2 separate regions of the Homo sapiens genome follow, and region 1 is linked to region 2. A link is an interaction called in ENCODE POLR2A ChIA-PET data of the cell type or tissue named here. Cell type or tissue: endothelial cell of umbilical vein. All regions are shown on one strand. Each heading gives the region's core, and the rest is flanking DNA. Links, peaks and the distances in the headings are about the cores only. Region 1 has its middle 4.2 kb from the start of CRK. Region 2 overlaps YWHAE (tyrosine 3-monooxygenase/tryptophan 5-monooxygenase activation protein epsilon).

Evidence for each region. ChIA-PET counts read pairs that join two places held together with the same protein. Peaks named below come from ENCODE experiments on the same cell type or tissue, not always from the same donor. Only the 100,000 strongest peaks of a DNase experiment are listed, where the experiment ranks them.
Region 1: POLR2A ChIA-PET joins it to region 2 with 5 read pairs; 17 of 35 experiments call an interaction of 5 or more read pairs at or near these places.

The regions. Positions count from the first base shown.
Region 1 is chr17:1,459,004-1,461,903 of GRCh38, reverse strand. No RefSeq gene overlaps it. Among named protein-coding and RNA genes, the nearest start is that of CRK, 4.2 kb to the right of the region's middle. In endothelial cell of umbilical vein, for the core only: no CTCF peak of the experiment used is centred there; a DNase peak (open chromatin) is centred at 1,463.
Region 2 is chr17:1,384,825-1,392,380 of GRCh38, reverse strand. The region is part of intron 1 of YWHAE (tyrosine 3-monooxygenase/tryptophan 5-monooxygenase activation protein epsilon); the gene reads left to right. Among named protein-coding and RNA genes, the nearest start is that of YWHAE, 12 kb to the left of the region's middle. RefSeq lists an enhancer at 1-469. In endothelial cell of umbilical vein, for the core only: no CTCF peak of the experiment used is centred there; no DNase peak of the experiment used is centred there.

The DNA of each region.
Region 1 (2,900 bases), core at 401-2,900, 71 kb before region 2:
AGAGACGGAGTTTCACCATATTGGACAGGCTGGTCTCGAACTCCTGACCTCATGATCCGCCTGCCTTGGCCTCCCAAAGTGCTGGGATTCCAGGCATGAGCCACCGCGCCCGGCCCATTCAACCAGTATGAATTGAAGGAATGCTTGCAATGTGCCAGGATCTCAGTGAGGCTCTTGGGATATAGCAGGAACAACAAAAAGACCCAAATCCCTGCTCTCATGGAGCTTACACTCTAGCAAAGAATAGACAATACGTAAGGAAAATACCTAACATATTAGAAAGAGATAAGTGCTAGGAAAATAAGCAAAGCAGACAAGGGGAGAGGGAGTGTTGGTGTGTAGTTTGCAGTCAGGCAAGGCCTCACAGAGGAGATGACATCAGAGCGGGGACCTGAACGAGGAGAGGAAGTGACGGCTAGGATCTGGAGCAAGAGTGGTCAAGGCAGAGGGAACAGCAAGGCAAAGCCCTCGAGGAACGTGGAGTCTCCTGAGAGGAAAGGGAAGAAGGCTGGGGGCAGAGAAGAGTGGCAGAGGAAATGGGTACCTTCTCCTTGATTCTGCAAGAAGGCCTTTGTGTGAGCAGCTTCCCTAAAAGATTGCAGCGATGAGAGGAGTTTGCACGCAGCAAAGCAAATAACCCATTCTCGATGGTCCCAGAATCACATTGCCAGTGGGGACATCTTACTGACCTTTCCTGGAAGGCGCAGCATCCTGCCTGTGCTCCTCGCTCCGTCTCTACCCAAGACTCTCCTTGGAGTTCCCCTCACATGGTGCCCCAGAGTTCTCTTTTATTTCTTTATTTAGAGATGGAGTTTCACTCTTCTCACCCAGGCTGGAGTGCAGTGGCTCGATCTCGGCTCACTGCAACCTCTGCCTCCCGGGTTCCAGCAATTCTCCTGCCTCAGCCTCTTAAGTAGCTGGGATTGCACGCGCCCGCCACCACGCCTGGCTAATTTTTTGTGTTTTTAGTAGAGACGGGGTTTCACCATGTTAGCCAGGATGGTCTATTCTTCTTTAAAAAATTCTTTTTTGGCCGGGTGCGGTGGCTCACACCTGTAATCCCAGCACCTTGAGAGGCCGAGGGAGGCGGATCACCTGAGGTCGGGAGTTTGAGATCAGCCTGACCAACATGGAGAAACCCTGTCTCTACTAAAAATACAAAAAATTATCCAGGCATGGTGATACATGCCTGTAATTCCAGCTACTCGGGAGGCTGGGGCAGGAGAATCACTTGAACCCGGGAGATGGAGGTTGCGGTGAGCTGAGATCGTGCCATTGCACGGCAGCCTGGGCAACAGGAATGAAACTCCGTCTCAAAAAAAAAAAATTATTTTTCTTGTAATTTCCGTATGCCCTAGGGAGGGATCTCAGAGGGACTGCTTTGGAACAGGCAGTCTCTGGGTAAGGTCCAGAGCTCACAGACCAGCCAGAATTCACACTGGGACGGCTGCTTCTGCTGGCTCACGGTGCCAGGCTGTCACTAAGCCAGGGTCACGATGAGTCACCTGCAGCAGGAAAGGTGCCCTTGTGCCTCCCAGTCCCCCACCCCCCACTTCCCCAGAGCAGGCCCAAGGGTGTGTAAGGTGAGTCCAGCAGGACTGTGTTATTCCTTAGACCATAATCCACAGCTTACTGCTTTTTTAAAAATGTAGATTTCTGCCAACCCTTCCTCCCAATTCCTATCTCAGAAAATTGAGGGTAGAGCAGAGTGACCATAGCTGTCTCTCCTTCCAGGATTTGAACCCTAGCTCCTCACTCTGCGACCATGTCTCTCTGGACACATTACTTAAACTCTCTGAGCTTCAGTTTTCTCTTTTGTAAGATGGGGATACTTGTCAAATAAGGTTGTTGAGAGGATTAAATGAGATGATCCATACAAAGGCAGTCAGCACTGTGCCTGGCAGATGGTCATCTCTGAATCAATGTTAGCGGTCCTGAATGCTTCTGGAGCACCTCATAGACTAGCTGCTTGGCCTTTGAGGACATACACAGAACTGCAAATGAAAAATTACAGTAAAATGGGTAAGAGCTGTCATGGGAATAATTTGGACATACTGCTGTTGATGAAGAGAGGGAGTGATGGGATGGTTAAGAAAGGGAAGACATTTGGGCCGGGTGCGGTGGCTCACGCCTGTCATCCCAGCACTTTGGGAGGCCAAGGCAGGCAGATCACAAAGTCAGGAGATCAAGACCATCCTGGCTAACACGGTGAAACCCTGTCTCTACTAAAAAAAAAAAAAAAAAAATTATCCAGGCGCGGTGGCGGGCGCCTGTAGTCCCAGCTACTCGGGAGGCTGAGGCAGGAGAATGGCGTGAACCCGGGAGGCGGAGCTTGCAGTGAGCCAGGATCGCGCCACTGCACTCCAGCCTGGGCGACAGAGCGAGACTCCGACTCAAAAACAAAAAAAAAAAAAAAAAAAAAAAGAAAAAGAAAAAAAGAAAGGGAAGACATTTGAATTTGAGACTCCAAAGTGGGTAGAAGAACATTCCAGGAAAAAGAAACCCAGCATTCACATAGGAGCAGTTAAACGAGACTGTGGACCAGCACAGTGGTACCTCTATAATCCCAGCTACTGAGGAGGCTGAGGAAGGAGGACCCCTGGAGCCCAGGAATTAGAGTCCAACCTGGGCACCATAAGAAGACCTCATCTCTTTTTTTTTTTTTCTGAGACGGAGTCTCACTCTATCGCCCAGGCTGGAGTGCAGTGGCTCGATCTCAGCTCACTGCAAGCTCCGCCTCCTGGGTTCACCCATTCTCCTGCCTCAGCCTCCTGAGTAGCTGGGACTACAGGCGCCCGCCACCACGCCCAGCTAATTTTTTTTGTATTTTTAGTAGAGACCGCGTTTCACCGTGTTAGCCAGGATGGTGTCGATCTCCTGACCTCGTGATCCACCTGCCT
Region 2 (7,556 bases), core at 2,070-4,569:
TTTTTGAGACAAGGTCTTGCTTTGTTGGCCAGGCTTGGATTGCATTGATGCAGTAACGATTCACTGCATCCTCAACCTCCCAGGCCCAAATGATCATCCCATCTCAGCCTCCCACTTAGCTGGGCCCACAGCTGTGCACCACAATACCTGGATAATTTAAAAGAACTTTTTTTTCTTTTTCTTTTTCTTTTTTCCCGAGACAAGATCTCAGTATATTACTCAGGCTGGGATGCAGTGTCACATTTATGGCTCACTGCAGCTTTGACCCCCTGGGCACCTCAGCATGCCAAGTAGCTGGGGCTACAGAAGTATACCACCACTTCTGGCTAATTTTTGTAGAGACAGGATTTTACCATGTTGCCCAGGTCTTGAACTCGAGCTCAAGATTCACCTGCCTCGGCCTCCCAAAGTTTTGCGATTACAGGCGTGAGCCACCATGGCTGGCAAAAAAATTTTTTTGGTAGAGGCCTGGTCCCAGCGGATTGCCCAGGCTGATGTTGAACTCCTGAGCTCATGTGATCTTCCCACCAGGTAGCTGGTACCGCCATGACCAGCTAATTAAAACTTTTTTTTTGTGGAGACGGGATCCCACTGTGTTGTCCAGGTAACTCCTGGGTTCAAGCGATCCTCCCACTGTGGCCTCCCCAAAGTGCAGGGATTATAGGCATGAACCACTGCGCCCGGCCAGCTTGATATATTTAGGTATTGATATATCCAAATTGACGAATTGGTTGCCAACAGAACCTCATGGTTCTCTGACTAAATGTTAATGCTAGTCATGGCCCTAAGAACAATTTCAGATGTTCATTTAAATTTATTAAATTGTAGCAAATAATAATGAAAGTCACCATAATTTAACATCCACATGAGTATATCTTGAAAAGACAGACTAATTCATCAGCTACAACAGCAGGCATAAACTGGGATTGTCCTGGGCAACAAACTTGCCTTGTGGTCACCCTACTTAATGGCCATTTGTTACTAGATTTTGTCATTTAGACTCATACAACAGTTTCCTAAACGTTGTCCAGCTTTTTATCACAGAGATAGCTTAGATCTACGTCTCTAGGAGGTTGAATTTTTTTTTTTCAAATGAAGTTAGCCTTTGGCAGAATATAAGTCAAAGGAAAAGTGAAAATTTCCTCCTCCTAGCTCCCTCCCCCACAAATGGGAACGTGCTAGTTAAGGATGTGGTAGTTGCTGAAAATAGAGCTTGCTGGCATTCCAAATCCTCTGATGGTGTCAACACCTAGTGTGTTGGTTTTCTTATGGCTACCTTGAGCCAGTTCTGTGTTTAAAAATATAATAGACCTAGGTGTTGGTAGCAGTGTCCTAAGCTCAGAGCTTTCCCTACATACATTTTATTTTTTTATTTTTACAAGTGTCTTTCATACCAAATACCCACATAAAAATTTAAAGGCTCACCCATATCTTGTTACAACTGTTATGTTTAGAATGCCAAACTGTGTAGTTCAGACCATATGACCATGATCCTGGCTTATCTCTTCTGAAATTTTTATCTTGAATTTATTGCCCTTCCAACAATCTACCATAGTAGCTGGACGGATCTGTTGTTGGTGGGCTTGATTTGTGATCAGATCAGGATTTTATCGAGCTAAAGCAATATGAAATGTGTTTAACTCTTCATTCATATCTAAAGTTTGAAGGAGATGCATTACTGTAAGAGTTATGACAGTATTTCATCATTTGGCAGATGTGGTAAATCTGCCATCACAGAATGCACAGGAATCACTGGGTTCCTTATCTTTCAAATGGGGATTAGTGATGTCTCTCTTGCCTACTAATTTGCAGGGTGGTTATGAAATTTTGGGCTTTTGTAAACTGTAAAGTGTAATACTTGTCGGTACTATTTGTTGTGAAACATTCTTATCTAATGTGAAAGGTCAGATAATTGTTTTTGTTACTGCTGTGCTAGGATCATATTAGATGATAACCTACCTTTTTGAGTTATTCTTAGCAAGTGTAGTCTTCTGGGCTTAGTCCTTATGTAAGATATGCACAAAGAAATATTCTCAAAATCCTTAATCTTACATCTGTAAATTTGCATATCCAAAGTAAAGGTCGTCCAGATTATTCCCAAATAATAATTTTGTCATGTTGAGCTGGTATATAGTTGTTTTGATATTAATTTTAGATTAATAAGAGACTTTCTCCTTAGCAAACGTAACACCTTTTGTCTGAATTTGGGATGAAAGCTGCTGTAATATGAAAATGTAGGCTGGGTGCAGTGGCTCACACCTGTAATCCCAGCACTTTGGGAGGCCAAGTTGGGCGGATCACCTGAGGTCGGGAGTTCAAGACCAGCCTGACCAACATGGAGAAATCCCATCTATACTAAAAAATACAAAATTAGCTTGAAGTGGTGGCAGGCGCTTGTAATCCCAGCTCCTCGGGAGGCTGAGGCAGGAGGTTTGCTTGAACCTGGGAGGCGGAGGTTGCAGTGAGCCGAGATTGTACCATTGCACTCCAGCCTGGGCGACAAGAGCAAAACTCTGTCTCAAAAAAAGAAAGAAAGAAAATGTAAATAATTGGCCAGGTACGGTGGCTCACGGCTGTAATCCCAGGACTTTGGGAGGCCGAGGCGGGCGGACTACGAGGTCAGCAGATTGAGACCATCCTGGCTAACACAGTGAAACCCTGTCTCTACTAAAAATACAAAAAATTAGCTGGGCGTGGTAGCGGGCGCCTGTAGTCCCAGCTGCTCAGGAGGCTGAGGCAGGAGAATGGCATGAACCCGGGAGGCGGAGCTTGCAGTGAGCCAGGATCGCGCCACTGCACTCCAGCCTGGGCAACAGAGCGAGACTCCATCTCAAAAAAAAAAAAAAAGAAAGAAAACGTAAATCATTGTTAAATGTTCGCATTTTAGCCATCTCAGATTACTTAAGAAAAATGGTGTTAGCTATGACCAATTTTGTGAAATGTGATTCTAAAGGCATAATATAAGCCTTGGACAGTGAATGGGTTTTGATTAATAAAAAGCTACTAAATACTACTTAATCCCTGGGTTAGTCAGCTGAAGACTTTGTAGGACCTTGGAGTGGTTGTTGTGAACACCTTTATGTTGAAATTTAAGTGTTTAAATGTTAGTAGGGGCCACGTGCAGTGGCTAATAATCCCTGTAATTCCAATACTTTGGAAGGCAGAGGCGGGAAGATCCCTTAAGCCCAAAAGTTTGAGACCAGCCTGGGCAACATAGTGAGACCCTGTTTCTACAAAAAGAAACAGAATTAGCTTGACCTAGTGGCATGTGTCTGTAGTCTCAGCTACTTGGGAGGCCAAGGTGGTAAGATTTCTTGAGCCCGGGAGGTCGAGGCTGCAGTGAGCCATGATAAGACCACTGCACTCCCACCTGGGTGACATAGTGAGACCCTGTCTCAAAAAGGAAAGGAGAAAGATTTAGTGGGATTAATGACTTGTATTTGATTGTAATAGGTTTACTTGTAAAATAGTTAAGATTTATGATAGGATTACCGTGAAATTTTCAAGAACGTTATTTGACCAGAAAATATTGTCACTGTTGTATGACAGTTATGACAGTTTTTGTAGATTTTTAGAAACACATTCATGAGTATGAAATACTTAATGCAGAATATACTACTTAGGAAACATTAAAATATTAAAGTGTTGAAATTTTGATGGGGGTTTCTTAGCTCATCAAAGAATTGACATACCTGTAATCTCATTGCTTTTGGAGGCCAAGGTGGGAGGTCATTTGAGGCCAGGAGTTTGAGACCAGCCTGGGCAACATTGCAAGACTCCGTTTCTATTAAAAAAAAAAAAAAAAAGGCTGGGCATGGTTTGCTCATGCCTGTAATCCTAGCACTTTTTTTTTTTTTGAGACAGAGTCTTGCTCTGTTGCCCAGGCTGGAGTGCAGTGGCGCTCCACTTGCATCTTGGCTCACTGCAAGCTCCACCTCCTGGGTTCACTCCATTCTCCTGCCTCAGCCTCCGGAGTAGCTGGTACTACAGGCGCCTGCCACCACGCCCGGCTCATTTTTTGTATTTTTAGTAGAGACGGGGTTTCACCGTGTTAGCCAGGATGGTCTTGATCTCCTGATCTCACGATCCGCCCAACTCAGCCTCCCAAAGTGCTGGGATTACAGGCGTGAGCCACAGCGCCTGGCCAATCCTAGCACTTTGGGAGGCCGAGGAGGGCAGATCACGAGGTCAGGAGTTCGAGACAAGCCTGACCAACAGGGTGAAACCTCGTCTCTACTAAAAAAAAAAAAAAAAAAAAAAAACCAACCAAAAAAAAAAACAAAAATTACCCAGGCGTGGTGGTGGCACGTGCCTGTAATCCCAGCTACTCAGGAGGTTAAGGCAGGAGAATCACTTGAACCCGGGAGGCAAAGGTTGCAGTGAGCCGAGATAGTGCCCCTGGGCTCCAGCCTGAACGACAGAGTGAGACTCCGTCAAAAAAAAAAAAAAAAAAAAAGCCAGGTGCAGTGGCTCACTCCTGTAATCCCAGCACTTTGGGAGGCCAAGAAGGGTGGATCACCTGAGGTCAGGAGTTCAGGATCAGGCTGGTGAACATGGTGAGACCCCCCGTCTCTACTAAATATACAAAAAATTAGACGGGCGTGGTGGCGTGCGCTTGTAATCTCAGCTATTCGGGAGGCTGAGGCAGCAGAATCGCTTGAACTCGGGAGGTAGAAAGCTGCAGAATGCCGAGATTGTGGCACTGCACTCCAGCCTGGGAAACAGTAAGACTCCATCCCCGCCTACTGCCCCCACCCCCGCAAAGAAATGCTTAACACTCTCAACCACTTGAGAAAACATGTCAAACTTCTTAAAAATCTGAATGTAAAGTTAATCCTTCTACTAAACCGAATTGGACCCAAGGGTTATTTGTGGTCATTTTCTTCCTTAGTATTCCAAAACAGAATTTTAAAGTATTTTTTGTTTCAGTGTCTTTTCTAATTCCATAAAAACTGTAAAAAGATTCAGACTTTGATCTACCTGTTTTTCCTGTACTTAGTGTTTTAGGTCATTGATCTCCCCAGCCTCTTATTTTCCACCTCAGGTTTCACTGGAGCTTCACCTGTTTGGTTCTACTGCAGCCGAACGTGTTTATGAGGGAGTATCCTCGTAAATTGAGAGGAGAAATCTCCCATTCTGATGGAGCAGGGGATTACTCCCCCACCCCCAATATTTTTATTTTTGTTTTTTAATCTTTGTGTCATTCCAACTTTAGTACATGTGCTGCCAAAGTGAGCACAACCCTGCCCTAAATATTGAGACCAAAGGGAAAAGTAGCTTTTGCAGTCAAAATTGTAGAATCTTGGTAAAAGATTGTCTTGTTTTTGTTTCTTTTTAACCTAGCAAAAGCTGATTTGGAAAGGAGTCTTAAAGTTTCATAGAAGGTTACACAATTCATGTTTTCCTCTTTTTTTTTTTTTTCCTTTTGAGACGGAGTCTCACTCTGTTGCCCAGACTGGAGTGCAATGGCGCGATCTTGGCTCACTGCAGCCTCCACCTCCTTGGTTCAAGTGATTCTCCTGCCTCAGCCTCCTGAGTAGCTGGGATTACAGGCACCTGCCACCATGCCTGGCTAATTTTTGTTTTTTCTTCAGTAGAGACGGGTGTTTCACCGTGTTGGCCAGGCTGGTCTCAAACTTCTGGCCTCAGGTGATCCGCCTGCCTTGGCCTCCCAGAGAGCTGGGATTATAGGCGTGAGCCACCGTGCCTGGCTCATGTAGTTACTTTTAGAGTGAGGAGAGGTACCTCTGTATAGGCTGGTATATGAAGAGTAAAAGTTGTCCTTGAGTGTCAAGATTATTGTCTTTTGAAAAGCCTTAATCAAAGTATTAAAGTACTAAAAAACAAGTTCCCAAACTCATTTGACAAATACTTACTGAATGCCGACTATGTACCAGGCACTGTTCTAGACACTTTAGACACTTGGGATTCATCAGTGAACAAAATAGACAAAAGATCTTTTCAAGGACTTTATATTCTAGTGAATGTATGATTGCTTTCGGAGTTACTCTGTTCCTATGTGTAATTAAGAGTTAGTTTAAATTAATTAGCACCAATGGTGTCTGGTATATGCAGGGTACTGTATCAGTTGCTGGGTGTCCCATGTTAAAGACTGTAGAAAGCTCAGTGTTTCTTCACTGACTACTGGTGTAAAATGGTACTAACAAATTGAAAAACCTCTTTAAAGTGTTTCATTGTGATGAAACCCTGTAATAATAATATCATCTACTGTTTATTGGCTATTTCTTTCACTTGTTATCCAAACAGCCATGCAAAGTACTACCCATTTTACAGATAAGGATCCAGTACTTGAGGAAAAGTGACAACACATTTGAAATGTCACTGGTATTCTGCCAAGGCTGGTGCCCTGCAAAGCTGGTACTCCTTCCACTTCGGAAGGAGTTTCTTGTGTGTAAACGTCAGTCCAGACTGCTTGAGGCTTTCTTTTCTTTTTTTCCCCCTTTTTTGTGGAGACTGGGGGTCTCTGTGTTGCCCAGGCTGGTCTTTCAGCTGGGCTCAAGAAGTCCTCCTGCCTTGGCCTCCTAAAGTGCTGGGATTATAGCAGTCTTTTGGCTCAGCTTCTCTCTGAATAGTGTTGTCTTTAATGTATGAAGAAGACAGAATGGAATGTAGGCTGAGTATATTTTGCAGGTAACAGGTAATGGAACTAGTATTGGGATAGGAGCCATTAAATTCAGGAGCAGGCCACCTGCATCCTCCGTCTTCCTTCCTTCCCTCCTCCCCCACCCTCTGAAAAACCTACTTTGTTTTTAACTCTTTGATACATGCAGGGGTCCCCAGTGCCCAGGCCATGCACCCATACTGGTCTGTGGAAAAATTGTCTTCCACGAAACTGGTCCCTGGTGCCACAAAGGTTGGGGACCACTGATATTTGGGACTAGAGCTTTATAAATGGCTGGATAAGAAGCTCTGGGAACTTAGTAAATTGCAGTATGGTGTACTTTTTCGTTGTGTACCTTTTCAGTAGATGACTTTTGAGGCATGTAGTTGGGAGGCCTGGGGGACTGATCACAGGGGACCTTGGTGTTTTCCTCTAGACCAGTTGCTGGTAGATTTTCATCTTCTCAACAATGAATAACTGCACATCATTAACATGGTCTTAATGCCTTTATCTTATTGCTGCAGATTTTTTCTTAACCTTTAACTTTTCTGGTTTCAGAATGCTGCCAACATTTCTGTATTCATTTTATCTTTACTTTTTTTTTTTTTTTTTTTGAGACAGAGTCTTTCCCTGTCACCCAGGGTGGAGTGCAGTAGAGGGTGAGCTTCAGCCAAGGAGTGTTATGGTCATGCCTGTGAATAGCCACTGCAAGGCAGCCAGGGCAACATAGGGAGACTCCTCTAAAAAGAAAAAACAAACCTGAAACTGATTTTAAAAAAAATTTCTTTGGGAGGCCAAGGCAGGCAGATCATCTGTGGTTGGGAGTTCAGGACCAGCCTGACCAACATGGAGAAACCCGTCTCTACTAAAAATACAAAAAAAAATTAGCCAGGCTTCGTGGCGCATGCCTCTAATCCCAGCTACTCCCAGGAGG